2 separate regions of the Mus musculus genome follow, and region 1 is linked to region 2. A link is a loop called in an ENCODE intact Hi-C map of the cell type or tissue named here. Cell type or tissue: left cerebral cortex. All regions are shown on one strand. Each heading gives the region's core, and the rest is flanking DNA. Links, peaks and the distances in the headings are about the cores only.

The links. Peaks named below come from ENCODE experiments on the same cell type or tissue, not always from the same donor. Only the 100,000 strongest peaks of a DNase experiment are listed, where the experiment ranks them.
Region 1: it touches region 2 in a loop (3-fold over the local background); 3 of 42 quality-filtered maps call a loop at or near these places.

What each region holds. Positions count from the first base shown.
Region 1 is chr4:22,490,738-22,506,129 of GRCm38, reverse strand. Gm30731 (predicted gene, 30731) reads right to left here. Exons shown (of 3, transcript NR_131335.1): 1 at 15,347-15,392; 2 at 13,931-14,239; 3 at 13,004-13,283. Among named protein-coding and RNA genes, the nearest start is that of Gm30731, 7.9 kb to the right of the region's middle. In left cerebral cortex, for the core only: CTCF peaks have their summits at 5,798, 7,519 and 8,990; DNase peaks (open chromatin) are centred at 5,764, 7,331, 7,584 and 10,983; H3K4me3 peaks cover 2,853 bases; H3K27ac peaks cover 6,861 bases.
Region 2 is chr4:22,965,268-22,981,076 of GRCm38, reverse strand. Gm30886 (a long non-coding RNA gene) reads right to left here. Exons shown (of 3, transcript XR_390437.1): 3 at 1,568-1,598. Among named protein-coding and RNA genes, the nearest start is that of Gm30886, 35 kb to the right of the region's middle. In left cerebral cortex, for the core only: a CTCF peak has its summit at 7,655 (motif pointing left); DNase peaks (open chromatin) are centred at 7,386, 7,688, 7,883 and 9,749.

The DNA of each region.
Region 1 (15,392 bases), core at 4,097-12,096, 480 kb after region 2:
AATACCAGATGGCTTTCTCATTTTTCACTTCCTTTGCAAGAAGCAAACAGCCTTTGCCTTATTTTCAGGAAAAACGTAGCTTTTTATTAAGCCCCGGACAAATTTTCAAACTTTACAATTGCTTAGAGATGAATCATCATGTCCAAAAGACTGGAGATAAAAATAGTTTTCTCCTCAAAGATGAATTTCTTGATGGCTGGGGGTGGGGGGTGGGGATGGTCTGGTCCTTTCCTCTCTGATCCCATCCACAAAGGATCACAAAGTTTTTCTTTCCCAAAGTACCTTCCCCCAGCTTATTACTAACACCTGCAGTCATTCCCTGTAAACACATTGCTGAGCAAGCCAGGGAAACAGCTAAGACCTTCATCACACACACACACACACACACACACACACACACACACACACCTTGCAAACCAACCGCCCAGTCTCATCCCTATCTCCTTTGCAGAACACCTGCTGAAGCCTTCCTTTCCTGTTTGCTCTCCTCTCAGATCTTACCCTCCTAACGTACCTCTCCCCACTTGGCTGCTTTACTCCAGACTCCAACTCTAGAAGGCACTCCCAGCTAACCCACTCCTGCCAGGGATATAGGTTGGCTGTCTTATATCTTGCTGTCTTTGTCTGTTCCTCTAATTTGAACCTCCCTCTCCTGCCCAGTTTTACCCCTACAGTTGGAGCTGGCCCTCTGTGGTGACCTCTCTTCTGTTTCCCTCTTGTTTTCTACTAAGCAACAATTGTGATTATTTAAATGGATGTCCTGTGCTTATACTGCCCTCAGTAGTCCCCGTTTCTCTGAAGCCAAATCAAAACAAGCTTTAAATGAGCCAAATATCTACCAAAGAGCTAAGGGGATAAAGGGTTTATTTTGGCTCATGGGCTCAGAGAAGTTTCAGTCCATCATAGTGCAGAAAGCATGGGACATGAGCACCTCGGTCTGTAGCAGAGCAGAGAACCCAGGCTGTGGCTATCCCCAGTGCGGACCAGGAAGCAAGGAAAACAGGCTAGAACCTGAAGCATATAAAAGGGAAAAGGCCAGCCCCTAGTGACTTAGTTCCCCAACCATGCATGCCTCACTAAAAATCCCAGGACTTCCCAAAATAGAATCACCAACTTGGAAGCAAGTGCTCAAAACATGGGTCTATGGAGGCTCATTCAGATTGCTAAGACTGTTTCTGTTGTTTTTATTGGTGTGTGCTTTTGGTGATCAAGCCTACAGCCTCCATGAGCCTTCAAGGCAAGAGTGCTACCCCTGAACTTTGTTTCCAGACCATAACATTTAAATTTCTGTTTCTACTGCCTGGATAACCTCATATCTACTCCCTCTTTTGATCTCCAGTAAGCTCTATTGTGAACATAGAATGTATAAATAGCAAAGTACATTTGTATTCCTGACCTTGTGTGCGGAAAAGCCCAGTTAGGGTAGCTAAAGATAAAGGCCTTTTGCTACTTGCTTCTAATAGCTGTGAGTCACATCTGTTGTGCAGAATGATTTCTGGGTTTTACTTTCTCGAACTAACTTTTCTCTTACTCCTTCTCCTCTACAACACGTTCTTCACAGGGTAACTACAGTATGTCTAGCTTCCAACCACTCCATCCTTCCTCCTTATGAGGAAGAAATCTTCTTTCACTTGACACTAGGGTACCCCATGCAATGCTAGAGACCTCAAAAGTCTCCCTCCGACTCTCCACCCTGGATTCTGAGGGAAGCTTGCCAAGGACAAAGCTGAGAAAAAAAATGTGTTCTTAAACAAAACAATTAATTTACATTGGGGGCCCTTTTTTTCAGGAGTTCATGATGTGTAGGATGCGTTAGATTCTGTTTGCTGTGATCAAACACTATGATGAAGACTACTTCTAAAAGGATGTATATCACTGAGGACTTGCTTACAGTTTTAGAGTGTTAGTCCATGATCATCATGGTGAGGAGCATGTCCCCAGACAAGCAAGCATGGTGCTGGACAGAGACCTGAGAGCTTATATTATCTTCTAGGATGCTGGGGATGGAGACAGAGAGTGAGAGAGGAGACCAGGACCTAGCATCGGGCATTTGAAACCTCAAAATCCACCCACCCCCGTGATTCATCTCCTCCAACAAGGTCACATCTCCTAATCCCTCCTGTGAATTCACCAACTGAGAGACTAAGTACATGATTGTGTGAGCCTATGGGGGCCATTTCCATTCATACCAACCACCACATGGGGCAATAGGACTTTCTTATTGTTAGGACAGTTGGGTCAGAGTGCAGTGTCATTCATTGTAGTCTTTCTGATACAGAGTGACATGTTTGATACTATAATAATACTATATGTTATAATAATATAATGTTATGTTATACTATATATAATGAAATATAATAATAAATACAGTAATATTCAATGCTATGAAAATGTTAATTGTCTTGACTATTATATGCTGGACCTAAATAGTAAAATGTAATCTTATACACCATAAATAATTACAACAGCCTAGTTTTATACATAACTTTAATATAAGACAAGATACACATCATACATTTGACCTTATACCCTAGACTGTGTCCAAACTTCACAAAATGCTTCCTCAAAATGCCAAAAGTAGGGTGCCTCACACTCAGTGATACCTGTTAAGTAAGACTGAGTTTGGTCCAGTTTTTCTGATATATAAAGGCCAGGCTTGTGGTACATACCTGTAACGTCAACCCTCCACGAGTTGGGGTGAAGACTTCAAGGAAATTTCAGACTAGAAAATGAGATTTGCCTAAAACACAAAAGAATGCAAGAAGGCAAGGAATAAAGAAGAAAAGAGAGAGGGAGAGAGGGCCATAAGAGGGAGGGAAGGAGGGAGAGAGGGAGGGAAAGAGGGAGGGAAGGAGGGAGGGAGGGAGGGAAGGAGGGAGAGAGGGAGGGAAAGAGGGAGGGAGGGAAGGAGGGAGGGAGGAAAGGAGGGAGGGAGGGAGGGAAGGAGGGAGAGAGGGAGGGAAAGAGGGAGGGAGGGAGGGAGGGAGGGAGGGAGGGAGGGAAGGAAAGGAATAGTATAATTTTTATAGCTCACAAAGAAGCCTGTTTACATGTATAAACTCATGGATGAAATAACTAAATATAATTACATATTGAATTACTGATTCTTGGTTATATAAAATGAGATCTTGAGCTTCTTACAACCATTTCCTACAACCAGGTTCATAGAATTTCACAGATACCAATAAAACTGCTATAAGACATTTCAAGGAGCCCTTACTGATATGGTTACTTCAGATTGTTCTGACACTTTTAAACTTGAGACATTCTCAATCAGTCACATTAGAACAAATATTTCACTGGCATCTTTAAATTTTTATTCTCATTAAATACTTGCAGTGGCGAGGGCTTTCGTTTTTTTTAATTCATTTTAAAAGTTGCACCTCTCCTGGAATCTCTCCTTGTCACTAGATTTCTGTTTCAGTCTATCACAAATAGTAAAATTCTTGTTGACTTCTTTTTCTATCAGGTCAAACTCCCTCATTTTAGCCAGAACTGTAACGGAGACAATGTACCCAGGATTTTGGTTAAGAGTCTTCACTCAGCAAAGTCCAAATGGATCCTGCTGCGGCAGGTCTGCTTCTGTCCTTTTCTCTTCCAATTTAAACACGCCCTGCACAGCCTCACTGATGTATAAAACATCAGTACAAAATGTTGATAAGTTATTTTGCTTTTTGCCTATGTATACTGTTTTATATGATGAGCTGGGATGTTTTTCCACAGGCAAAAGTTTTCCTAAAATAAAACTATAAAAAAATAAAGTAGAATAATTTAAATATAAAATTTGCATTTGGATTTTTGCTGCTTCCTGCAGAAGAGGATGCTGTGAACTCTCTGGAGAGGATGTTTTTAAAAATATCTGAAGATGATCACATGACAGGTGCTATACATGTCAACATTGTATCATTGTGGGTCAGATGATCAGAGAGCATCTACCCCTGACTCCAGAGTTGATTCACTATTTTCATTTTTTTAGGTTAAAAATAAACCATAGAGTTTAACTGTGACAAAAGGATATTATGAGATATATAGGAATCAGAATGTAAAATTGCCATATATCAGGTATCTGTCCCAGAAAATATTTTGAGAATACAAATGTGAATATTTTTATTGTTTAATTCTTCACTTGAAATAGTTACAATTTCATACAAGAAATATTTCCACGTTAGAATGTACAGCCCTTATGAATTTTCTTATAAAATAATGAAAATAATTATTTTATAATTTTCTAGTCCCAGTTTTTGCCTTATCCTTTTATTGGAAGGCACAGTGTGATGGTTTAGGTAAATCTAAGTTTATGCGTTGGCACTATTACCCACCAACCTGTAGTTCTACAAGCAGAATAGCCAGTTCCCCTTATGAAAACTGAAACTGACACCTGTCAACACTGGCTAGGGTTTGAGCTCCTGACTCCACTGAGCCAAAAGGGCAGAGAAAGGGCTCACCCTGTTACCTTTCCTAAGGCTGAGACAAAATAAAGCAACGTAAGGATGAAAACGTTTGTTTTGTTTCAGTTTGCATCATGGTAGTGGTAGGCGAGGTGCAGTGGCTGAGGTAGAGCAACTCAGAGTGGATCTTCAGGGAGCAAAGAGAGATGAAGGCTAGCACTCAGCTAGCTTTCGTTTTATGCAGTCTAATGCCCCCACCTAGGAAATCAGCACCACTTTCATTCCTGTTGCTGTGAAAAATATTCTTGCAAAAAGCAAGACAGGGAAGAAAGGGCTTGTGTGACTTACCACTCCAGGTAACTGGCCATTACTGCCAAAAAGGCAAGGGAAGAACTTAAAACACCACAGTAGAGAGCAGAAAGATGATCCAGCCATGGGCCCTGTTACTTGCTGCTTGCTGCATATGCCCCACAAGTTTTCTTCACCCTTGAATGGTTTAGAGCCCAGCCATACTCAGATGTGCCCTGTATGCTCAAAGTGGGTCTTTACACCTCAATTAACAGTAAAGGCAATTCCCCACATACACCCCACCCCCAGTCCAACAGTACAGTTATTTTTCTCCAAATTGCTTTCTCTCTAGCATTCTAATTTGTATTTCCTTAATTGCTAACAATAAGGGACATCTTTTGTGCTATTTATTGGCCATTTTTATTTCTTCTGTTGAGAACTCTTTGTTCTCTAAAGATCTCTAGCCCATGTTTTTAGTTGGGTCATTTTTCTTGACTTTTTGTATATTTTCTTGTATATTTTGGATATTAATCCTCTGTCAAATAAATTCTATTCTGTAGCTTTTGTCTTCACTCCATTTATTATTTTTTTAACTGTTCAGAAGCTTTCTAGTTTTATGAGGTCCCATTTGTCAATTTCTTTTTACCTTAGTTCACACAACAGGGCATCCAGATGAAGTTTGTACCTCAATATAATATAAACAAAACTGTTTTCACTTTAGCTTCTTTCTCTGGGTATCATTATAAGGCTAATCCTCATTTCGCTTGATTGATCTGTTAAAGCCAATGGCCTTCCCTAGAACAATCACAGCAGGACTCAACAAGTTCATTGGCAAGTCCTGGGCCTTCTCCCTAGACTAGGGTCATTTCCATTAAAAATAATACTTGGAAGAATTAGAACAACTTCTCAACAAAATGTTTCCAGTGATGCACAATTATCAATAACAAATTCAATGGCACAAATTTTGCAATAGAAGTGTCATATCTTAGTAGCTCACAGAGGTAGAGAGCTGGTCTTAAAAGAGAGGACAAAGAAGGTGACTCATGGCCATGTGGTTATATTTTAAGAAAGCTGCAAACTCCTTCTGCCTAAAATATCTTTTCCATCTGCCAACTACAGTCTGAAGCTCCAACTGCACTACAGAGATTGTTGTTTGGTCCTTAATGTGAACCTTTAAAACTTTGGAAAAATAGGCAAATGCCATTTAGCAAATCTCAGCTTTTGATGTCTTTATATTGATTACCTTATCAGACTGGGAATCAGAGAGGGAAAAAAGAGAGTGAGCTGTCATTCATAGGAATATGTTTAACTGCTTGAAAATGTCACAAAAGAAGGACCTAGAATCTATGTGTCCAGTGTAATAGACAAAAATAAGGAGAAAGTGGCAGGTGGTGGAACAGTTCAGACACAGCCATTCTGCTTCTCTTGGTAATGACACCTCCCATACCACCACCTTAGTCCATCTTAGAGGGGATGTTCTGTGAGAAGAGACTCAAGAGTTCCCAGCAAGACAAGTTCCTCATTGGAGACATTGCTGTAGAGTGGCGTGTGTCCTGATCTATAGGATGAGAGGGGATATTGATTAATGCTCACCAGGAAGAATATCAGTCTCTAAGAACTCACTGGAAGGATTTCCATCTTCTACTATCAATAATTAAGCAACTGGGTCTATGGGGCACTTGTTGATCTTCTCTGATGACAGAGAAGGGACATTGTCTAATGCAGCAAGAGCAATAGAACAAGATCCCTTGACCAGCTTTCCCGTGGTGTGGGCCCAGGAATTGATCTTTCTCTGTACTATCTTTCTCTATAATATCTTTCTGTATACTAACCTAGTTTTGAACTCATTAGAACTAAGATCTCTATCTTGTCAGGCATTGTTTTCTTAAGTGGGAATTATAACAACATACAGCAATTAAAAAAAAAATCTTCCTCAAAGTTTTAACAAACAGATGACCAAGGAAAGGGTAGAAAGAAAAGAGGGAAAGGAAGAAACTCATTTAAGCTAAAAACTGTTTACATGCGGGGAAAGGTAAAGTTATGTAGGTAAAAGCGGTTTTTAAATTTTAAATATTTTATTGCTGTTAGCCTTTGATAACAGTATCATTATATATTCCTGAATATTTTTAAAAATAGGGGCCTTGGTAAAATGTCGATTTGATTTTGCTAAGATTTGTCCTTATATTTAGAATTAACGGCGTGGGAGGGGGGGAAATCATCTCTGTGGCCCAGTTAGATGCTAACTGCACATGGGGGAAGAATGAATATACTCTAAAAGTCTCTACAGCCTGAATTAAGTTTAATGTTCAAATGATAGAAAACCAAGCCGAATAAAAATGGAAACTATTGAGTTTTTGTTAACATTTTTCCCCCCAAAAGAATGAGCTACTGCTGTTTTTCAACGTGTCCTAAAGACTCGGTTAGCTGCTGCTCTGGATGGTTTTCCTTCGGTGATAAAAGGTTTTCTGGGCGGTTTGAGTTAAAGCTCTTATGTAAATAGAGAGGCTTACATAATGCTCTTTAAACTACAACTTTGAAAGAGGCCTGCAGCAAGCGTACAAAGTCTGTCTCTGCTGCAAATGGCCCCAGCCAAAGTCACCCAAAACTCGTTTAAGAAAACAAGAAGGGTAAACAGAGTGTAAGCGTGTTTCAGTTCGTTTGAGCTCCCAGTGTAGACAAAGAGCAAGTAAGAGGTGTTTCTCCAGACTAGCGCACGGCTTTCCGAGTGGTCTTTTGAGGAACGCTCCTGAGTGTCATTCATTTTGCATTTCCTTGTAAATTCTAAAGGGCAGACGCACCTAGCGCCCAGACTCCTCCCAGTGACTTCTTACAGTGCGTCCTCTCCCGGAAGATGCTGAACTAGTATTGAATGCAATTTCTGGAGTGGCACGGGCACGCTCTAGGGCGCCACAGCGGAGGCGTCCTCTGGCCGAGCAGAGCATCTCTCAGACCGCCTGCTCCGGGAGAGGGGAACCGAGGCAACCAGGGAAGCCGCAGCTTACGCCGGTGAGCAGAGGAGCTGGAAAGTTCGAACCCGGCAGCTGTGGCAGTGAGAGTCTGCGGGGTTTGGGGAAGAGGCATCTTTCCACCAAAGACTTCTTAGGAGAGATTTTGAGAATACACAAGGATCCAAGGCGGTCGGTTTTCTATAGAACCGGGTGCTCGCAAAAGCACTTAGTGACGCGACTCTCAGCGCGCGAGGCTGAGCCCTAGGTCGCCAACGCCAGGGTAGTTCTCCCAGGCCCCGCCCTAGCGCTTGCTGCGAGGAATTCGAGCCGAATTTACAGTCTTTACCCCCTACCCCCCCCCCCCACACCCCCTTCAATCCCATCTCCTGGCGCTGCCGCCACCTGGGAAGCTAACTTTCAGGCCCATTGCCTTCCTGGAAAGGTACTCCACCCGGGACAGGGCGTTCCGCCAGCCACTACGAAGTCCTAGCGTGCTCTGAGCAGTCTGTGGGGAGGCAGTGACCGCCACTGGCCCCTATCCTCTTCCAAGTCCTATTGGACTCTCGGGACAGTTCCACCCGGTGGGGTCTGGGGCGGGTGGCCAATCTCCTCCCCCACTGTTCACTTTCTCCTCTCGCCCCTTCCCCCATTCACTGGGACGCGTAGAAACGCTCTCACTTGCATGCCCTTTAGCCCTAGACGCCTGAAGGTAGCTGAATGGAAACACTGACACGTGAAAACTCTATTCTGAGTGACTTAGAATTGGTCGCCTTGAGGTTTTAATCTTGCCCCTCTGGTCCCGCCCAGCCTTAAGAGCAGCTGTCCTGACGCAGCCTCTGCGGTTCTTGAGGAAGGTGAGGGCGTTGGGAGGCGCACTGGGACTTGAGCGACCCGGACCATACACTGTATCTAGGAGAAAACTCCACAACCTAAAGGAATTTAACTCCTTGTGTATTGTTTCCAAACCAGATTCGCACGACAGCTTTCTTCTGAGCCCTGAGACCGTCAAGTCCCGATTTAGAAACTAAGAGAATGAACTGGCCACCACCAACCATCTGCTGGAGGTGGGAGGTGCCCTACCCCCTTTCTGGCCTTTTTTCTGCTCCCTCCCTATGTGCAACTGGTTTTCGCCTGCTGGAGACGTGCCCTCCCCCATCCCAACCCTACCCGAGGGCAGTCACGGAGGCCGAGGCCGAGGCTAGGTCAAGCAGAGGCTGATGTGCCCTGGACAGCCATGAGTGCTGTGGTCAGCATAGGTGGTATTTGGAAATATCAGCGCACCACCGATCTCTTCTAAGAGTCTTTAGAAGAACCTGATCTCCATTGTTTGGCTTTTAGTTGTCCCTCCCTTTCCCCTTGAGGACCACTAGGTGCTCTCTCATCTACAAGTTGAACCATAAGCTAAGTGATTTCTAGTCTTAAAGAAAGGGCCACGATGTTTGTTGGCTGGACGTTCTGTTTTGCTGACCTGAGAGACTAGCTGATAATACACTCTAGTCCTTGGCTACCACAAAAGGTCCTCTAGAGCTCCAGGTCCACCTGGGGACCACCTGCCAAACTCCCTGCCCTCCAGCGACCATCAGCAATGCAAAGTCAGAATGAGTTTAACTCTCTTTCTTGTGACCTCCTGTCTTGGTTCTCTCCCAGTGAATGTCTGAAAGGAAACATGACCACAGTTAAGGAAACCCCTGTGCACTTGCCTCTGTCTCCCTGAAACCTGGAAATGAAAATAGAACTCGTTTGATGTATGAGGAGATGTTATCTAATTAGGATGTAAGAAATTTAATCTTTCTAGCATGCAGGTCATATAATTAATGTTAATTTAACGCTCAAATTCTCAGTCATTAATTTTTATTCTCTTAAATGCAGTTTGGCAGGGGCCTCTGATCCAGGGCAATGGATTTTACTGGATGTGAGAGCACTCTTGGTATTAGGAGCGACTCACTGCAAACCTTCCTATCCCAATAACAAGATCACATCATGTATGCATTATTAAGCTACATAATTGAACAGTCTATAGTTTGCATATCAGACTATTAAAATAATGTGTTTTGCTTTTCTCTGAACACGTATTGTTCAAGCCTCTGCGAATATGTGGTGATTCTGATAATTATCACCAAATTACAGCAAATGTTCTCTTCATTAACATGATTTCTTTCAAGCCTTTTTAAAATGTGAATATCATTATGAATTAAGGGACTTCTTCCAAAGTTATACAAACTTTTATTTTAAGGAACTTGTCATTAGGAGAGAAAGGATGCATTTTAAAGAGTGGAACTAGAGTGATACATTTATTTGACTTTAAAATGGTTTCCTCCGGTCAAGTAAAAGTTTTCCTTTTAGCTTTCAGTTGAAGCTTCTAGGATAGAGACAAAGAGGAGAAGGGGAGACTGAAGGGAGGAGAAAGAAAATGTCAAACTTAGACGTTACTGTACAGTGAGAAGGCTGTTAAAGTCCCCAATTCTCTGCAGAAAGCTAACGTCACCAAGGAAAATCCTGACTGCTTACCTGCCCTATCATTAACGGTGGCTCTTGCTTTAAAAAGTATAAGCTCAGAATTTTCCGAAGCTAACAGTTTATTACTAACTAAACACTGTTATCCCAGTCCTGAGCTGTACTGTTGGAGAAACGATACACACGGGAATAAAACCAAAAAGACTTCATTGCAGCCTCCCCTCACAATATCTTCAAAGCTGAATAGCAGGGCTTGTTTCGTTGTTGATTTTTTTTTCCCTAACTACTGCAAAATAAAAGTCTTTTTTTAATGTGAAAGTTTTACATGGCCATCGACTTTACTTTTGAGCGAACTTTCCCTTTGAGAGATCCTGAAACTCTTATAAGGGGGCACTGTGGCCCAGGTGTTGCTGCTGCTTCACCTGTAGGTTTTGTAGGCTGTAGGTTTTGGAGCTCTCTAGTCCTTTTCTGAGTCGCCTGCGGAGCCATTTGTTGCTGTCAGTTCTGGTGGGGAGGGGGCTTCAGCCACAGGGAAAGTATTAGGAGTTTGAGAGAGTTTAGGATTTTCTTTCTTTTTTTTCTTTCTTTCTTTTTTTTCCAAACAAAATAAGACTGGAAAAGAGTAGGGGTGGACATTCTCTCAGAACCCGCAGTAATCGTCCTGCTCCTTGCTAATGGACACCGCCCCCCTCACCCCCCCCCCCCCAGCTCGGTGCTGGGGTCCCCGGGGCCCCTCTTCTGGAGGCTGCAGTCGGTTCTCTGGTAAAAAGTGCCAAGCCTTCGGCGGCACTTTTATTTTGGCTGAGAAGAGGGAGCCCTGCTCCCAGGACCAGGGGAGCTAACTGAGCCCTTCTGTTTGGATTTCCCTGCTCGCTATAGCAACCAGCAGCGTCAGGACAAAAATGCGCCCTCCCTGGACAATGGCCCGGCCTCCCGCTTCTCGCCCTTGTCTTCCTTCCCGGAAAGCAGCCAGGACCTGACTCGGCGATCGCTAGCCAGGGACCCGACCCCCTCCCCTTCTACGCCTTCCGTAGCAGTCCTTCTGGAGGTCGGGACTCCACTCCCGGACCGCTGCAGCCCCTTTCCCCACACCCCTGCTGATCTCGGGTGCAGGAGGAGGCCAGGACTGTGGGACCCCGGCCGAGAACCCGAGATCCCGCAGCAAACTTCTCAGCCAGATTGGGGGAATAAGGTGATGGTGAGCCTGTGGAACAGAAACACCAAGTTTGTTTGTTTGTTTGTTTTTTCAGGATTAAAAATTAATTGGGGTTATCCATGAAGTAGACTTCACCTGTATGGCAGGGAGCGCGCACGCGCGAACGCTCACGTAAATACAATCATCCTACGTCGGATCCTAGGCAGGAACCCCCACTTTCTTTCACTCCTCCAAGGTTAATTAAGTTCCCTTCCAAGAACTAAACTCCACGCCTATTCATTATTCCCTCCTTTTGACCTAGGGCATTAAAATAATCGGGCCTGTGACTCTGCCCAGTCCTCTCTCTATTTTGCATGCAATGCTGAAGCCAGGGCTGCCCTAGATTGCCACCGAAATTTTTCAGAAAAAGCAAAGAAGTCTCAGTATTCCCTCTACTTAAGTTTTCCTTTCCCCAGATCTTTACCAGGCAATTTACAGACCAAGGAACTGCATTCTGAAAATTCTTGCTTAGGAATAATTCCATCCTTAACTTCTTAAATATATATTCAGAGGTTCATAGGATGACTGAATTGAAAGTCGGGGACATAGGACTAGGTCGTGGGAAGCATTTGCTGCCACTGTGGTTACTGCTCTCAGGAAAACATCTCTCTCAGACACCACCCCTCTCCTGCTGGCTGAGGTCCCCAGTAGCAAGGACACAATTGCTAAGTGTACTTGTACAATTTGGAAGGGATTTGCATTCATGCTTTGTGCTGCCGGAATAAGAGAACAGAAGTCTAACTTCAACTGCAAACAGCCTGTTTCTTTCAGGGACAAAGAACCAAAACGAGCCCTTGGCTTCGCTGAAGAACTGATAACTCTTCTGTTGTGTGAGCAGGTGCGCTGCTGACCTGGCTTGCCTTCCTCTAATCAGACTGATGCACACTGCTACCTACCCAAACTTCATCTCAGAACACTTCCAAAGGCGTTAGAGCCTAGAAGGTCCCTTGAATTTACCAAAGTGTTGCCATTCCCTCTGGTGGCCATCCATCCACCTGCCTTAGGGTAAATTAGAGAAAAAACACACACCTTTAGGTTTCATTGTTAGAAATTTATTTAACCTTTGGTACTTTGACAATGAAATTTCAAGGAAGTGAACTAAAAGGCACAGAGCCCTTCATGTTCTGTTCCTGAGATTTCAGCTCCTCCACACAGGGTCTGTCTAGCTTGTCCCTGAAATGCATCCTTTATATTTACACCTTCTTCTGGCCTCATATTCAACACTCAAAACTTAGCAGGCTTTCTTTGGTAGTTTACTCCAAGTAATCCCAGAAACAGCTTACACTGCCTGGGTTATGTGGTGTTAGAAGTCTTCAAACCTGTTTATAAAATGTTCACTTTGTGAGTACAAGGAGTGGGTCATTTTAATGAGGAGATCCATAGCTTGAAGAAGGGAAAAGAAATTAATGAATGCAAACAGTTCCAAATCCAAACAATGTCAAATCCTACTGAACGGTACATTTTCAATGGACTACTTGGTAGGTAGTTAAAAATAAACAGAATTGTGTGCATACAAGCAACCAACAAACTAACTTGCCACGTATATGAGTTAAGGAGCTTCACCTTTCAGAAAGTTTGTGCTTCTTCACCTTTGCTTTTGCTTTGTTCTGTTTTTCCATTGATGTGGGGACAGACAAACATTCAGCAATTTGCAAAATGTATTTATACATGGAACATAAAATTCTAAGTGGCAGATCTTTATTCAAGAGACAATGCATAGCTATTTAATTACAATTAATTTTTTCAGGTAAATTTTATTTTGTATCTCCTAAGAACATACAACTTGGAAATGCATTTTCTAGGCTCCTTATAAATGGATTCCCCAAGGCCTCAGTTCTTGAAGCTTAAAGGCAGTTTTCATTAAAGCAACCAGCTGCCTCTTTGTGTGGAGTGGTCCTTAAAGCTGTAGCTCTGAGGTCGGAGCCTCAGTTTTGACATTCTGTAGACTCTGGGCAAAGACGTTCCATTCAGATGTGGGGAGAAGAGGTCTCCATCAAGCAGCTGCTGGCACTAGAAGAGCAGAAAGAAAGGAGAGGGGGAGGAGGAGGAGGAGGAGGAGGAGGAGGAGGAGGAGGAGGAGGAGGAGGAGGAGGAGGGTAATCCCACCCAAGGTGGATGTACCTTTTTTTTAAAGCAATGATCGCCTTTACATAATTTTAAGCCAGTTGTCACTTTTACTCTTCCAATGACCATCTAAGAAAATCCCTTTTGTTTTCTGTTGTTACCTGATTTCTACTTTACTGAGATTGCATAACGAAGCAAAATGTAAATCTATCAAATGAATGTCATCTCTCCTGTTTCAGTGTCTTCAGTTCAGTGTACAAAAATGGTTAGGTACACCTTCGGTCAATTTCTAGCATAAAGAAATACATAAACAACATTTTATGTATTTATGAAGTGAAAGTGTTTGCTAGTTAACAAGCAGAGTTTAAGTTCCAGAGCTTGGACTGCTCTACTAAGGGGATAATTTGGGGATTCTTGAATCAAGAGGCTGCCGCTTTTCAAAGCCCCGCACAGCAGTTTCTCAGTGTGTGTGTGTGTGTGTGTGTGTGTGTGTGTGTGTGTGTGTGTGTGTGTGGTTTTTAGCATTGTTGTGTCTGGTTGTTTTCCCTCTACCTAGTGCATTCTAATCTCAGGAAGCCCACACCACTTCATACCAGCGCAACCACAGTACCGCTGAATAACGCCCTTCCAGAAGATCTGAGAGAACCTGAGGTGCAGCCTAAGACAAGACCTCTCCATTGTAGTGCAGCAACTCCTGCCTTAGGGTCTCTGGGGTTTGGGCAGTCCTCGCCCCCGGCAGAGAGGCCAGCACCAAGTGCTTTCTCAGCCATTGTCCTAGCAAGTGCACTGGAGGAGCTGTGCCAGAGTGAGGCAGATATCACCGCTTCTTGTCAGTTCAAAGCCTGTTAAGGTTGTTTGAAATCCTCTCCACGTCATCGTAAGCAGCCTCGGTCTTTGAACAGCTGCTTTGAACAGTGAAAAAGAACAAGCTGAATCAAAAGCCAAAGGAGTCTACCCAAGACACCTTCAACGCACCATTTCAGACAGAGACTGGCAAGCAAACAGGCGGTCTCTTCCCTGACTTGGTCAGTAAGAAGAACCGTGTCAATGACCGTGAGACCAGAGAGAGTCCTCCCACCCTCCCCCCTTCCCCAATTTGGAGTTAAAACCTTAGAGAGCCAAGGTTTCTGGAGTCCCTGAGCTGCTAGATCTGCTACAAGCGGAGGAGGCGCGCGGGGCGTGGGGAGGTGGGGGGGGGGGACTCCCAGATGCTCCGAACCCCGCTTTCGAGCCAACCAGGCCCCCAGCGACAGGCGGAGGCAGTCTGGGCTCATGGAGGGGTGGAGAGGGGCGGTGCTCCAAGTGGAGCTGCGCTCCTCGTCCGACCCTCCCCTCCACTGGCCCTGCACGGTGTGTGTGTGTGTGTGTGTGTGTGTGTGTGTGTGTGCGCGCGCGCGCATGCGAGCGTGTGTGAAAACGGAGGCTGAGGCTCCTTGGCGGGACACCATTTAGTATACTCCCGAGTACAACCCCCCCACACACACACACAGCTAGACCAGTTGGGGAGCCACTTCGAGCTAGTCCATTCGCACGCCTGCGGATGAGGCGGGGATGGGGGGGGGGAGTGCAGTTCTGGGACAACAAAATAGGGAGGATCTGCTGGCATTAACAGTCAGTGGAGTCCCATCACAGTAAGTTCTGATGTTCACGTGATGCCTCCTCGCTGCCACCACCGTCAGGCGCAGACACTTAGCGTCCTATGCCTAGGGTACCCCTGGGGGAGGGAGTTCTTAACCTAGGTAGCCACACATCCATCGGAAAGAAATCTGGAAACTTAATTATTCCCTTGAGAGTATCACCCTACAGGCTTCGAAGAATCTTCTAAAAGCAACAGAAGAAGAAGAAGGAGGAGGAGGAGGAGGAGGAGGAGGAAGGAAGGAAGGAAGGAAGGAAGGAAGGAAGGAAGAAAGAAAGAAAGAAAGAAAGAAAGAAAGAAAGAAAGAAAGAAAGAAAACCCCCACAAAAACAAACAAAAACCAATGTGAAATTAAATAGGAACAGAAGGTCACCTCTCTTTACTGGCGGAGAAAGGAGATGTCCTCCGCACACTGCCTT
Region 2 (15,809 bases), core at 3,378-11,377:
CATGTAATGGAATTGGTCAGATTTGAAGCATGGGAGCACATTTTATCTTGGATCTTTAATTTCTTACAGTTCAGGTGACAGGAATTTAACTAAAATTCAGGTTATGTGACCAGTAAGTGTACTTCTCAAATAATGTGGTATTCACCTTAATTTTGTAGTACATTTCTATAAAAAGGTAGTTGATACTCTTATTTAAACATTTATACATATTTATTTTTACCTTTATATGTATACGCGTTTACCCTCTTATATGTATATGCACTATATGCATGGCTGGTGACTTGGAGGTGAGCAGAGCATGTCACATACCCTATAATGAAGGTACCAATTTCCTCAAAACCAAAAGCTATAATTAGTTTGTAATATTATGGATTTCTTTGTGATTTTATAATCATAATAGCCTTTAGTCCAAAACAAAAGAAAAAAATATGGTTCAGCTTTCTGCAAAAACACTCCATGATATTCTGTCAACTCAGCTGCAAACATGAACTTTCAGAGTCAGGAATGGGGGTTTTCAGTAATATTTTCTATTAGTGTCCAAGAGAGTTTAACATTTGTTGCTTCCATGTAAGAAATCAAATCAAGGCAACGAGTTGCCCTAAAGAATCTGTCTGTCTGCATGTTCATTACCACGTTTTCAAAAATGTTCTGCATCTCTGGGAGTTTAAACTGAAAGTTTCTTCTGAAGACGTGTGAGGACTCAGTCTACAAAAGTCTACTCAAGTGCCACTCATAGAGAGCTAACTTTCCACAGACTGCCAACAAGTTAGGATCCCTGCCTTTTCAGGCCTACCATTTAATGCATGACTTTTGAGAACTAATAGAAAAAATATGAAACAAGAAAACCTTTCCATTTTTTTAACAGAGGGAAAGTAATGTGAATAAAACATCAAATATAATTAATTATATTTATATTCATGAGTATTAATAATTAAATATTGTGTTCCATTTTTGGTAGATGAACACAAAGGAGAGTCATCTAAGAAGAAACTTCAATTTAAAAGAATGTGTGTGGCAGGGAGATGGAAGGAGTGGACTGAAGGGAAACAGACAGCAGAGAGAAATATGTTTTAAAAAAAAAGTGTCCCCTGCCGGGTGGTGGTGACACACACCTTTAATCTCAGCACTCTGGAGGCAGAGGCAGGTGGATTTCTGAGTTCAAGGCCAGCCTGGTCTACAAAGTGAGTTCCAGGACACCCAGGGCTATTTACAGAGAAACCCTGTCTCGAAAAACAAACAACAACAACAAAAAAAGTCCCCATCATTCTGTCCTATAGATGATTCAAATAAAAGAACACAGCCCACCATGGACAGTGCCATCACTGGGCAGATGGTTGCAGGCTGTATAAGAAAACAAATTGAGCAAGAAGCAAGCCAGTAAGCAGCATCTTCCATGAATTCGGTTTCAGATCCTGCCTAGTTTTCTGCTTTAAATTTCTGCGTCATGTTCCATCCGTGAACTGCTCCCATGTATGCCAAATACATCTTTTATCACCTGTGATGGTTTGTATATCCTTGGACCAGGGAGTGGCACCATCTGGAGTTGTGGCCTTGCTGGAATAGGTGTGTCACTGTGGGTGTAGTCTTCCACTAGCAGCCTGTGGATGAAGACATAGAACTCTCAGCTCTGCCTGCGCCATGCCTACCTGGATACTGCCATTCTCCCACCTTGAAGATAATGGACTGAACCTCTGAACCTGTAAGCCAGCTCCAATTAAATGTTGTTTTTATAAGACTTGCCTTGGTCATGGTGTCTGTTCACAGCAGTAAAACCCTAACTAAAACAACACCCAAGTTACTTTTGTCGTGGTGGTCCATATTTAACTTCTGCTTTCAAGAGATTCTAAGCATAAATTGCTGAGTGATGGTTTCAGGCATGAGTGAGTGGGCTATCTCCAAAACTGGAAAGCTTCCTGTAAATTGAGATATTGCAAGAATTATACCTTTACCACTTGTCAGAAACTAATTTATCCAAAGGCCCATCTACTTTAGAAACCATCACAGCACAAAAGCGGGATGTATAGTAAGATGCATATTACAAAATCAAGGCAAGCCTAAGAGTTGGTTACAAGAGGAATGGAAAACAAGACAATGTTATAGTGCTGTTCTCATAAGTATAATTCATTCTATTCCCTAAAACCTAGGGAAAGAGAAACTAAATCAAATTCTCTTTTGAATCTACTTCCACAGTCCTTCCAGAACTTCCTTCCTTCTATTTTTTTCAGGTAGCAAAGTTATCAAACTGCTTCTAGCTATTCAAATCTCACATTCTGGTAAATCTCTTAGTCACATCTTCATCACCACACTGTTTACAGATTGGATTGTGGTCTATAGTCACAAATCTCACTAAATAAATATATCTTAACCTGGCTTAGCGTTATTTCAAATAATTCCTTAAAGTCACTATAGTTTAGTGCAGCGAAAAGTCTGTAATAGATACTTTGGAACACAACTCCAGTAGAAAGAAGAGAAAGCAAGTTAATTAAGATTTCCTGGGTTATGGAGAAGACATCCCAGAAATTATAAAACTAGCTGCCACATCTTTCCATAGGCAAAACCAGCACCATTCTGTTTCTCTTCTCTTCGTGAACTCATTATGGCCCCTAGGCAACCACTTTCACATTAGGTCTAGACGTACAAACAGTGAGATCTCATGGAATTAATCCATAAGCCTTAGATGTACACTATAGTGAGCACTTAAATGTATTGGTAGCCAGGTTTTATGAAATTAAAAGGTGTTTATACTAATATTCACAGACAGCATAATAAAATCCAACAGACCGTCCTAGAGACAGGAACTCAAGATCAAAGTGCTTGCTGTATCAATTCTGCTGAGGCCTCTCCCACCAGTCTGTGTATGGTTACCATCATGATGGTGGTCTTCATATGGTCTTTTGTCTATGCAAGATTCTTCAAGTCTTGCTTCGTAAAAAAGACACCAGCTGTATTGGTTAACACTCCACTTTAATGACCTCACTTAACTGTAATTTTTTTTCTTTAATAGCACCATCTCTAATCAAATTCTTGGATATGCCTTCTACGTATAAAGTTTACATAGGACAGAAGCAAGTCTAGGGTAGATAAACTTAATTTGAGCATTCTTTTATTTAACCCAATATTTGAAATGTAACTTTTTATAAGTAAACTTCAAAATCTAAGGTTCTATCTTTTCCACCACATTTTAATTTGAACTAATTATCTTTCAAATACTCAGTGTGTGATAGGGACCGCCATATAAGACAGTGCAGACTCAAAGCATCAGAGATATTATTCCCAGGTCTGATGCAGAGTATAAAATCAAAAGAAGCACACACATGATTTCATGATTCTGAAAATGTTTGACAAGGAAATGTGTGCTGCCTTTCATGCCTTTGTTCTAAGACTCCCTTCAGCTATGACCTCCAAACAGAAAGTCCCCTGACACACTTGACCTAAGGAAAAGTTTATAAAGACTCCAAATCCACTTTACCTACCAAAACAATTTGAGTTATACATATCTTGATGTGTAGAATACAATACTTCCAGGTGTGTTACAAATTAAACCCTCCTTTCTGAAATTAAAATGAATCTCATCACTATCTTCTGCCTTCACTGTTCTTGACATATCCTCCATTCTTTCAATTACCTATCCTTTGGAACTTAAATGAGATTTTCTCTGAATGTCTGACAATAAGAATCTCTCTCTCTCTCTCTCTCTCTCTCTCTCTCTCTCTGTGTGTGTGTGTGTGTGTGTGTCTCTCTCTCTCTCTCTCTCTCTCTCTCTCTCTCTCTCTCTCCCTCTCTCTTCTCCCTCCCTGTTGTCTACACTTTTTATAACAGAGGTATGGACCCACTACTCTCTTTTAATTAGTTATTGAATGCATACATACTTTATAATCCCTTTCCTGGATTAGAATTAGTAATTCCAGTCTGCACCCTTGAAGTAGATTGAATATGAATGTCCCCTACCCCAATAGACAGGGTTTCTCTGTATAGCCCTGGCTGTCTTGGAACTCACTTTGTAGACCAAGCTGGCCTTGAACTCAGAAATCTGCCTGCCTCTGCCTCCCGAGTGCTGGGATTAAAGGCGTGCGTCACCACACCCTGCTTAATATTTCATTTCAAATTAGATGAAGGATTAAGATATATGACCTTATTAGAAGAAGTTTGAAACATGTGTCAGAGGCCTTGATGTTTCAAAAGCCCACACCAGACCTTCTCTATTCTTCTGCCTTCTGCTTATGGATTAGATATAAACTCTTAGCAATTGCTCTACCTCCATGCCTGCCCACCTGACTGCCTGCCTGCCTGCCTTCTGCTATGCTCCGCACCATAAGGCTTATGGACTAACTCTAAAACAGTAATAAAGCCCCCAATCAAATCCTTCCTTTTATAAAGTACCTAGGTCAAGGTGCCTCTTTATAGTGACAGAAAAGTAACTAAGACAAACTTCTCTGCCATCTTTAAGCTATATTGTACTCCATGTACTCCTCCATGTAGTCCAGTTTACCTTAGTAAATAACCATTGTTATTTGTAGAAATCGATTAAATCACTTTATTTGAAACTTTCTCTCACATAATCCTCATTGCCTGAAATTATCTTTTTTTTTTGTTACCCTCTCAGCTTCAGCACAGATGTATCCTTCAAGAAACTTTTCAGAATCATTACAACAAGACATTATTTTATTTCTAAATATCTAGATTTCTTTTGCATCACCATTTTATGCTTTATACTTGTAAATCAATGAAGGAAGAGCTGGAGTACCTAATGCCAGATCTGGGAATGCAGAGCCATCAGCAACTATTGTTATTTAGTGATATCTGTGAGCCTTCTATTATGTGCTAGATACTGCTCTAGGCTCTGAGAAAATTATGATAAACAGTACAAATGTTTCTACTCTCAAACAGCTTACATTCTGCTCAGGCAGACAGTTACCATTCAAAATATATCAGGAAAAAAACATGGCAAAGGGTTCTCAGTTTTCCGACAATAATGATAATGTGATAGAAAGTAACTTTATTTCTGATATGCAGAAAAGAGAGGATGATGTTAAATGGGAGATAGACTGAAGGATGATATTGAAGATATGTTGCAGGAGACAAATTTGAGGGGAAAAGTGTAGTAGGCAGAAGGAAGAGTTTTCACAAAGACTATAAAGGCTTGAGGGATAACTCAGGAGGTAGAGAAGAAGGACAGGTGACCTGAGTTCAGAACCTAGATCCTACCAGGTGGCAGGAGAGAACTTACACTGTACAGTTATCCCCTGCCCTTCAAAAGCAAAGAACAACATACACATGGTTATATATGCTTGTCCCCCCTCTCTCTTCTCTCTCTCTTTTTCTCTCTCTGTCTCTCTCTTTCTCTCTCTTTTTCTCTCTCTGTCTCTCTCTGTCTCTCTTTCTCTCTCTGTCTCTCTCTTGCCCTCCCTTCATCTTTATCTTCCTCTTCTTCGATCCCTCTCTCCCTCTTTCTACCCCTCTCTCTTTCAAATAAATAAATGGAAAAATGGGTAAAGAAATAATATTTTCAAGTCCAAAAAACAGAACTTGCTTGACACATTTAATAGACAAACAAATTAATATCAGAGACATAGAGATTGCTGAGAATAGAGTAGATTATAATGATCCAAGAATAGAATTCGGGGTACTAAATGAAAAGTTTTTGTATTAACAGGCAAAAGTTGATTGAGTCTTATAAAAGATGCTCAAAGAAACATGAGCAATTGCAAAATAAAGTTGGAGTTAGTGACAAGACTTTCTGATAAATTGGGAATGTGGAGTGTTATAGTACAATCATTTGTGAATGGTAATTTAATAGAAGCAAATATGCACAAAGTCATGATAGGGATAAACTCATTCAGGTATCTGTGTTGGGGTCAGTCATGGACTTGAAACCTCATTGTGATTCCCATTCATTGTCCTCAGACTGTCTGTAATTTTTCACACAAAACATATTCTTTTTTAGGATTTATTTGTTTATTTTATGTATATGAGCACAATTAGAGCTGTCTTCAGACACACCAGCTGACCTAATAACGCCTGAAACTGTTATGTTCCATGTGTAGTATTCTGCAACTACTGTACTAAACATGTTGAACAGGATCTTCACTGCTATTTCTACTCTTCTGCAGTGTTCTATGGGACAGCTATTTGTAACACCAATTTATAGATAAGGATGTCCTCTGATGAGATTTTAGCTTTCCTATGCCATAGCTGAACGTTACAACACTGAAATCTAATCATGGATAAACCATTGCTTAACTTTGTTGTCAAAAGCACACTGCATGCCTTGTCTTTCAACTTCAAGTTTATTTACAAATAAGTTCAATCATTTTAACACTAATAATTTGAATTTTAAATTATAATTCTCTACCAAATATCTCAAATTTTTCTTAAATTTGAATTCACCTGAATTCAATAGTTAATTATATGTATTTAAACTATATAGTCAATAAAAATACTTGTTCTACAGATCTATGTAATGAGCACTCATCACTTTATTTAGTGGTGCCCAATAATATATGTGAAATGCATTCCTTGGCCTCACCTCAACAGTGGCCTTTAAGTAAAAAGATGAGAATGGGGAATAAGTTCTTAAGTACCATGCAAATACAGAAAGAAAAAAATCCTTCTTACACACAGAAGCTACATTGAAAGTAAAAGTAACTACACACAATTGATTTTTAAGCAAACACTGTGGCTGTTAACCACCTTTACCTATTTTTGAATGTGAATCTGCTTTAAAATAAATGTAATTTATTTTATGACCTCATTTCATGAAAGTTGGAAACCCTAGTAATTAAGATGGAGGAAACCTATCATTGTATCTTGATTACAATGATCAGCAATGTAAGGAAAGGCTAAGTGGGCAGGAAGCTTTCCCCATTTACTGCTGTAGAATTCAACTCTGCTTATGAGAAAAACAAGACTAAATTCCTATTGCTTGCAACTGTGGCAAAGCTGTCTATGCCCTCTTGTTTTTCAAAATGAGATTTTTTTTTAAAAAAATGAGGTCGTTGGTCTTGATGGGAATCAAATCATTGAGACAATTGCTTAGAGTGGGCTTTGAACAGCATCTTGGGAAACAGTGTCCCTAAGTCCTTGTGGATAAAAAGCTGCTCTATTTCCAAATGCCAGGTGTGAAAGAGATTGGCAACCTCTCTTTCAGAAGTATAGCCTTGCCCTTGTTATTAGGACAGGCTTTGGAAGGAAATAAGAGGCATGTCTTGGCTTCTGGGGTGGTGAAAACTTTGTCAGATGTGTTCATTAGTATCTTTTTATTTTTTTCCCCGTTAGACTTAATCTGTATGCTCAAGTGTCCTGACTCCCTTTTGTGGCCCATAGCCAGGAAAGCGGAGTGTCTGGAGGAACACTGTATTTGGATGCTGGTACGACTTGCAGAGCTTGATTGCTCTGTGGAGTGACTGCAGTTTTGACTGGTGTGAATTTCCTCATCAAAGAGGAATTCTGATGCTTTACATGGCAATTTGAATAATTAATCTTCTGAGCTTTTTGAAATTGCGTTTTTCCTTGTTGCCGCTGTTAATAAATGCCACAGGACCATCAATCCACATTTGGTCCCAGCGAAAATAACAACTCACTTGAAAGTAGTGATACAAAACTAAGTCCACCCATGCTTCCTAAGGAATGATGGGTAAGACACTGCCACCTTTTGGTTATTGACAAGAGTGAGGTTGGAGGAGGTGTGCTGGGGTAGAAACTAAATCTGTTGTTTAAGCTGTAAATTGACCAGGTTTTTAAGACCTTATAAGTAAGTGCAGAAAATAACATTTAAGAATGTCCAAGATCATCTGCTTTTACTCACACAGCTCTCTACAGAAGAGAGAGAGCATACAGAAACGAGTGCTTTGTTCCTTTAGCTTCTTCGAGGACTGCGTTGCTGAAACCAGACTGTAGAAGGGTGTTATAATAAAACAGTTGACGACATGTTGACTGTGGAAGGGAACAAGTGGAGTCAGTTTGCTATAAACAGTCACATCACCGAGGCTGTGGTGCACTCTTGTGTCTTGGAAATACTTGAGAGCACCTCACACTATGAGGCTTTGAAATCCTGTTTCCCAGGATAATGAATTACGTAGCATTTGTACCCCAGCCTCTTCTGAGCACTCAGCTCAAAATGTTTGCCTCGGTGGCAGTGAATGTAAGGTGATCTCATTCAGGCAGGGGAGGTGGAGTGCTCATTAGCAGACACAGTATAATTCCCCAGTAGCTTAATGTCAATCTATGATTAAAATTCAACCCCAGTACCAGCTCTTGGTTAAAAACGAAGGAGCTGCAATTTCATCACATAGATCGAAAAGAAAAATCCCAAATTCAACCTGAGTTGAGTCAAGGTCTTGCTGCTGGAAGGCAGAAAGTACTAAAATCCTTAGCTGTGAGAATTGTGCTCTCATTGGTGTCTTGGAGTTGTGGAGACTGTTCATTCACCTTTAGTGGATAGTTGTAAGGGGCCAATAGTTCCTAACTGTAGTCTCCACAAGCAGTCGTTCTCTCGTCCAATGCCCTCTACTTGGTAGTAATACTTTCATTATTAATTTCATGCCTTCTTCATTTCTTAAGGAACTTAGGTGAGCTCTAAAATAGCTTATTCTTTGTGCCCCTCCCGATTCAGGCTAGGGTTGTAGGGATATCAGTCTGGCTCCAAGGATTCAACATAGAGGTCTAGCTCTGTATGTGATTGGATTACCGATGCATATTTTCTACCTAATGCATAACATTATCACTTTTTCTATTTCATATGGACAAACTGCTTGGATACAATTATGTGTGGATACTAAGCTTGGAGAGATGTTTCAACAGTTAAAAGCACTTGCCACTCATGCTGAGAAACTGAGTTGATTTAACCCACATGGCAGCTCACAACTACCTGTAAGTGCAGTTTCAGGAGATCTATTGCCTTTTCTGTCATGGCTACCAAGTGCACACATGTTGCACATGCATCCATACAATTACACATAGAATTAGTAAATGCTTCTAACGGGGCAGACCTCTTTAAGTCAGCAAAAGCTGTCTTAGGGGTACCATAAGCATCAGTTTATATCTCTCCAAAAATAAAGGTTTCACGTCTATATGAAGCATCTATTATATGATATAAAAAAGGAAATATTTTATTTTGAACCATAGGTTCCTGTAATGTATATGTATGTTTGTATACTTGTATGCATGCATGCATGTATGTACATAAATTTAAGTGTATGTATGCATGTATGTTTGTGTTTGTTGCATTGTCAAGTAAATTGTGTGTGTGTGTGTGTGTGTGTGTAGTGTGTGTGTGTAGTGGTGCTTTAATCTAATAGTGTGAGAGCTGCAGTTGTCAACTTTAAACGAACATAGTTTGAGCAGCTTTAACAAAATGTTGTCTTTAATATAGACATTTTTCTTTGGTGATATTAGTAACAAGTATTTGTTCCTTTGCTCCTTAAAGTACTGTCTTGTAAAAAAAAAATGTAATTGCCAGCAGCGAATTTTATAAGTATTTCAAACTTATTTTTGAGCCTTTTACTTAAATGATGAACTAAAAAGGTAGCAAAAAGTCCCACTGCCCCCTACCCACCCCTCAAAATAAAAGGTTTCCAGATAGATGTTCTCGAATAAGAGCAAATCACCATGAGAAAGTATCTTGCCAAGGTGAGCTCATTTCAGGGCTGACTCCTGTCTCCCTCTTCTCTATTTAATCCCATGCATCTGTTCACTCATTTGCTCCCCCCACTCCCTGACTATGATATGGCTCCTTTAGGTTGCTTGGCAACCATTATAATGCTGCTGCACATGCGTGCTACATAATAAATCCTATCTAGCTTTATTTTTCTCCTTCTTTAAAAGAAGGAATTACAAAATGAGATATTTCCTCCACCCTTTTCTAGTGGCCAAGAGACATTTGTGGGAATTTCAAAAGCACATAAAATGCCTGCAAGTATGCTGATAAGTAATTAAAATTCTTGACAAAGTGTAACTGGCCATTGCCTAGTGTGTATTCTTTCAGTTATTATTTGCAATGGCCTTCTCTTTTAAATATGTGCACCTTAATGTACATATGTCGATATATGTTTGTGTAGGACTATAAAAAGAAAAGAAGATAAAGTGCCAGCTGCTATGTCTCTAACAAAGAAAATGAAGGGAATTTCTTGAAATAATCTTGTTTGATATTTTCTTTAACAGTGGGTGCAGTAGTTTTGAGAGAGGACCTGGACTAAATCCATCTACCCTTTTCTGTAAGAAATCAGACAAAGCTTATGGCCTTCCCTTCCCCTCCTTGGCAAATCCTCGAGTCCTGCTGCTTTCGTTTGTTTTTGATCTGCCTCATTAAAAGACTATTGATGGCTTTAACCATTGTCCTTGTTTGGGTGCTGATTTACAAGCACTAATATCTGACTGTGCGAGATTAATGGGAGTCCAGGCAGTTTACGATTATCCTGAGGTCCCTGACCACACATGTAGGGGTTTGGGTAGGGGTCATGCACTCCTATGAAAAACTCCAAAGCAGGCTTAAACCTGGGAACGTTTTAATAGGATTGAATCTGTAATAGGATTTGGCAGCTTGGCTGAAACTGGATGGTGTGGTTTGTTTGGGGTTTCTTTCTTTTCTCTCTTTATAAGTGTATCTATTATCATACAGTCATTATTATCATGGAATAAAAAGGTAATATTTTATTCTAAGGTCCAAAAATTATGGTCGTTGTTTAAAGGATTATTTAAAGGAAAAAAAACACTATTCAGTGTGTATGTGTGTGTGTGTATACATACATATATATATACATATATACTGTTAAGAAATGTTATTTCTATTATGTAGTAAATGAGAAGGTAAACCATAAAAAATATCTGTTCTGAATGTTGTGTATTTCTTAGCTAAGACTGCTTTTAAAAATCTAAAAGGCACTTGCAGTATAGAGCCATTTAAATTTCTTCTTGCAGGTAGGTAAAACGCTGGCCTCTCTGGCACCTTCTTCTGTTAAACAGCTTTGGACCCTGAAGCTGAAGTCTCTCCTCTTCAAACAAGCGTGTTCCTGGAGTCACATAAGCACTCAGGTGCATTCAATTTTTGAATACTACTGCAAATGAGTATTATTTAAAGTAAGACACCACAGTTTTGATAAATCCCAAATGGAACCATATCAGTATTCTAATTCTATTTAAAGTCCAACACACAGGACAACAAGCTTTACTAACGCTTTTAGATCTCAGTCCACTTGATTTAATGTCTGAATTCTATAACAACAAAGGTACAATCATTCAAACTTCTGTACTCAAGTCATTGAATATTAAAGGACACTATCCTGTAAATATGCCTTCATTAATTTTTCCAGGCAAGAAATACAAAGACAAGCTACAGAGTGCTGGCCTAAAGGGTCACACAAGTGCCCTTTTACAGGACCTAACCTGTAAATCTCAAAGCACAGAAGGAATTACAGTGGCTGTAAGACCTCATAAAAAAGTAATGAGAAAATAAATTACAGATTTTGTTTTGGTGACTTTAAAAGTCTAGTTATAGGTCAACTTTTAGGAAACCTGAACTTTTAAAGTCTAGAGTATATTTATAACATCAAGGACAGCCACTTGCACACACAAATGTTCAATGCAACAGATAAGTGCACTGTGTTATTTGCTGCCCCTGTCTCTGAAAGTTGCAGGCACTTTTTGGACAGAACTCTACAGATGAAATGAACACATTATTTCAAAGAGCATTGTTGCACAGAGACATTTTATTCTTTGCTTTTCTTTCCAGACATTATGTTTATGAATCCATCTTTTGTAGAGTAATGCCAAAGATCTCTCTGCACACAGATTCGAGGATTTTATATCATTCTTTCTAAGTATACAATGCCTACTTCCATACATACTCTAAAAATTAAGCTCGTAGTTTGTGTGTGCAGCTATCTTGAAACTATATAGATGGTAGTATAGTATCCCTTCCATGAATAAAGCAATCCATAGAGCTGCCTTTAGGTTCATAAAGGGTAGACATCATAAGAGTTACACAAGTGTTGCCGGTAAGCTTCTCAAACACAGCATCCTGACTACTAGATAGGGCTGAAAGGATATGGTACCCCTGAGGACAAAGCCACAAGAGAGCTGACAGCCACTATAAATTGAACTTAATAATGGAGCTTCATTGGAGCTTGGAGCTTCATTCCCAGTGCCCTCCAAAACATACATAGTTCTAGTAAAGCTATGATCTCTAGTGTTGCTATCTAGTAACTAATTCTGACTACACTTCCCCTTGTTCATGTTTTAGGTAAGAAGAAACAACTATTTCTTAATCCAATCACCTAGCTTTTTTCCAATCACCTAGTTTTGTTTTATTTTTGTGGATCAAAAACTAATTCTAGTAAGACTGCATGTGGATGCAAAAATAAAACAAAATAAAAACAAACAAAAATAATAATGCCAACAGGAATTGCCATCCTGACTATTCTTCCTTAGAGAGGAAGACAAGTGGTTTGGCAAGGAACAGATCAATGGCATTTGAGAATTTTATCTGAGTTGAACTCAGAACTGTTTTAAATGTAACTTTGAAATGTCCACAACTGAATCACAAAAATGATCCTTAGATGCTAATGTCTGAATGAGCTGTTTCTCTAATATTTGTAAACGCTTTCAAGGAAAACTCAGCATCAAATATTTAATTGCCTACAGATTCATTGATTACTTTCGATGGCCTGAGATCCTACATATAACTTTACATACAAAGGAACAAAAAATTCTTTACTAAAGCACCTGTTTCTTTGATTGTCAGAACAACAATTAAAGCAAAATGATACTCTGGAAGATTTTTTTCAAAGCATTTGTCATTTGGAAGGCAGATGTGATGCAGAGATGGCACATGCTACGCTGTACACACAAACACAGAAGGAGAAGGGAAGAAAAGATTTCATTTGTTCAATTATAACAGTGGCAAAGCTAACATTACAACTGGGTAATCATCTTATTTGCAAAGCCTCTGAAAAGTTAAACTAAATCTCCATGAAGCTACTTAATTTTCTATATTTTTTCTATAACATTTCTTCTTGACAGTTAACATGCCAAACACTACAATTTTCAATTGATTTTTTTTTCAAAGAAAGCCAAACATATCTATTTAGGGAGATAGTGTTTTGTTTTATTTGGTTTGGTTTATTTTGTTAGATAAAGATATATCATTATATTTTACTGTATAATTTTTGAATACAAATTATACTCAGAACTGTGATCAGAATTATTTCTGTTTATGTTTAATTACAGTGTTCATGATGGCATGAGACAAACGTAAACACTCATCAGCATGTATGGAAACTACTGAAGGCTCCCTGGGTCTGCTGCCTAGTCTTCTGATCACAGTAGAGAATGAGCCTTAGCAAAAACAGAAGCTATCTCTGTGTGTTGGTGGCCGTTCAAGATGTTATAACACTGTTAATGTACATGCTCAGTCTTCTCATAAGACAATTTACAGGGCTACTAGAGACAATGACTAAGTGATTATCTCATTGAAAATGTTCATTTTTAAACCTTATTCTTTGCCTCTTTTTGACACATCAAAGTAAAATGGTCAATGGGGAGAAGAGTGTGAATAATGGCAGATCAAACCCTTCAGGATCTCCCACAAACTAGGAAGTTCTGTTCAGATGCGCTGGCAAGGCCTTTTCTGTCCCATATATTTGTGAAGTGCTTGACTAAGATAGTTCCTTGAGGGCTTGTCTAGACCCTTTCCAGCACCCCTTTTACTAAAGTCCCTTTTCTGAATTCACTTGGTACAGCGACACAGCAAGAGTGACACACTGTTTTAGAACTTGCCAGAGCTCCACTAATGCCAGGAATAGGTAGGAATATGACAGTGTCTAGAAAGGGGCCTCGGGTGAGGAACTGCGTACTTAGATATCAGTAGTACTTTGTGCTATTTTCCAGTGTTTACTTAGAGTATTGCTTAGAACAACCCAGTTGTTTAAGGGAGCCCCAACTGAGTTACCCATGCTCTCATTGCTCTGCTTCAATGTAAACTAAACAACTGAAAAAAGCTGAAGGGAAACCTTATCATAGATGTCACCATCATGCAGACACTGGCAGGAGCTGATGGAAGTCATGGTCCTGATAGTTGTTTTCCTGTACCATTTAGGATGATGACTTCATGCCTTAAAAAAAATAACTGCATTGAGTTCTGCTACTAGGAATAATAATGGCCACTTGCAAAACCCTCTGAACCCTGAAAACCAGAAGCTCAGAGAAAATCACAGAGAAAACCAAAACAGTATGATATACAAAACAAACAAACAAAATAATTCACAGTTCTGAGTTCAAAAGTGAGGGGTATCTGAGTGTAGGGTTATCTTATCCATCCTATGTCTTGTATAACTGACTCAGCTACAGCACAGCACAAAGAGGCATAAAGTAACCCTCATGACTTGTCATAACCAAGCTGTCTTCTGCCAAAGAATTAACCAAAATAAATCCTGTTGGAGGCAATAATCTAATGTATCATTTGAGTTTAATTATAAAGGGGAAAAATTTGAGACTTCTTTCTTTCAAACGAATAGTACATTTGTGATGTTTATTAAGGAAGAAGAGATAAAGAAACAAAGAAATGCAGAACTACTGAAATTTGAATGTCCAAATTAATATGCACATATTAGATAGGCAGTAATTTAAAATGTAATCAGGTCCTAAGTCATCAGGCCTGTTATTTAGAAAATGGCATTCAATGAGATCTATGGCATTGCTGTAGGACAATCTGTACTAGATACAGCCTAACCTTAACAAGAAATCCCTACAGTCACTTCCATGTAGACAAAATCTGTGCAATATATCAATAGTCCTCATCCCCATGCAAGATACAATGGCCTAAAATTCTCACCAGCATCATACTCAGTGACCAGCACTAATCTAAGTAATAATTGTCCAGCATCATAGAGCTTGTTACAAATGACCCATGTGCCATTAATCACTGAGTGCCAGTCACCCTATATTCTTAAATTATCACACAAGGGAGAACTGATCCTCCAAAACAAATGACTGCAAGGCTTTTTAGTTGGTAATTTTCATTAGCCAAATATGAACTAATTTCTTAGAAATAGAAGAGTGTTAAATAACATGATTACTCTAAAAGAAATAATTGTGATAAATCTGTAACAGGGTAGGATTACTATAAAGGAGAATCATAACCTTACTTTGAACATTTGCATAGAGACTTCTTCTTTACTTTAATCTCTTCAAAAATGTCTCCATGGTAAGAGAAACAAAGTAAATCCCCCTTCCCTGCAGGACTTTGTTCTCAAGGATGCTACTGCCATGTGACATTGCATATATGGTATAAGAGGAAATATTTTAAAATGTCTGGATCACATGCGGTCATCCCCCACCAAAAATAAACCAGGAGTGCACCTATGCCTCCCTTTTGGGGGGGGGGTACCAGAACAGTACCAGTATAAGATGACATTGTAGGACTTCAACAAGTTTTGCAATTGAATCTCAATGTTATTCTAGGAGCAGAAGATCCCACAGCTTAGCTACCCATCTCATCTCGATGCTTGGAAACTCAACTTCTTGAGGATTAGTTTATCCGGGAAACCTGTTTCTAGAGATTCCTCCCAGCTGCAAGCCTAAAACCTTCCCTACCTCCACTCTCACCCATGTCCTCAGCTCTCAGACCCATGACACTGATAAAAGACCAAGTTTGTAGCCTATCTCTTTCATTTCAGTTCAGTCACAAGAAACAAGACAAGGATTTTCACCATCCTGGTGACAAAGTTTGGGCCCCAAAGATCAGTGCAGGCACCTAGATACCTCAAAGATAGATCCAGCTATGTGGCATGTAAGTTGTTTATTTTCCAAATCACAGT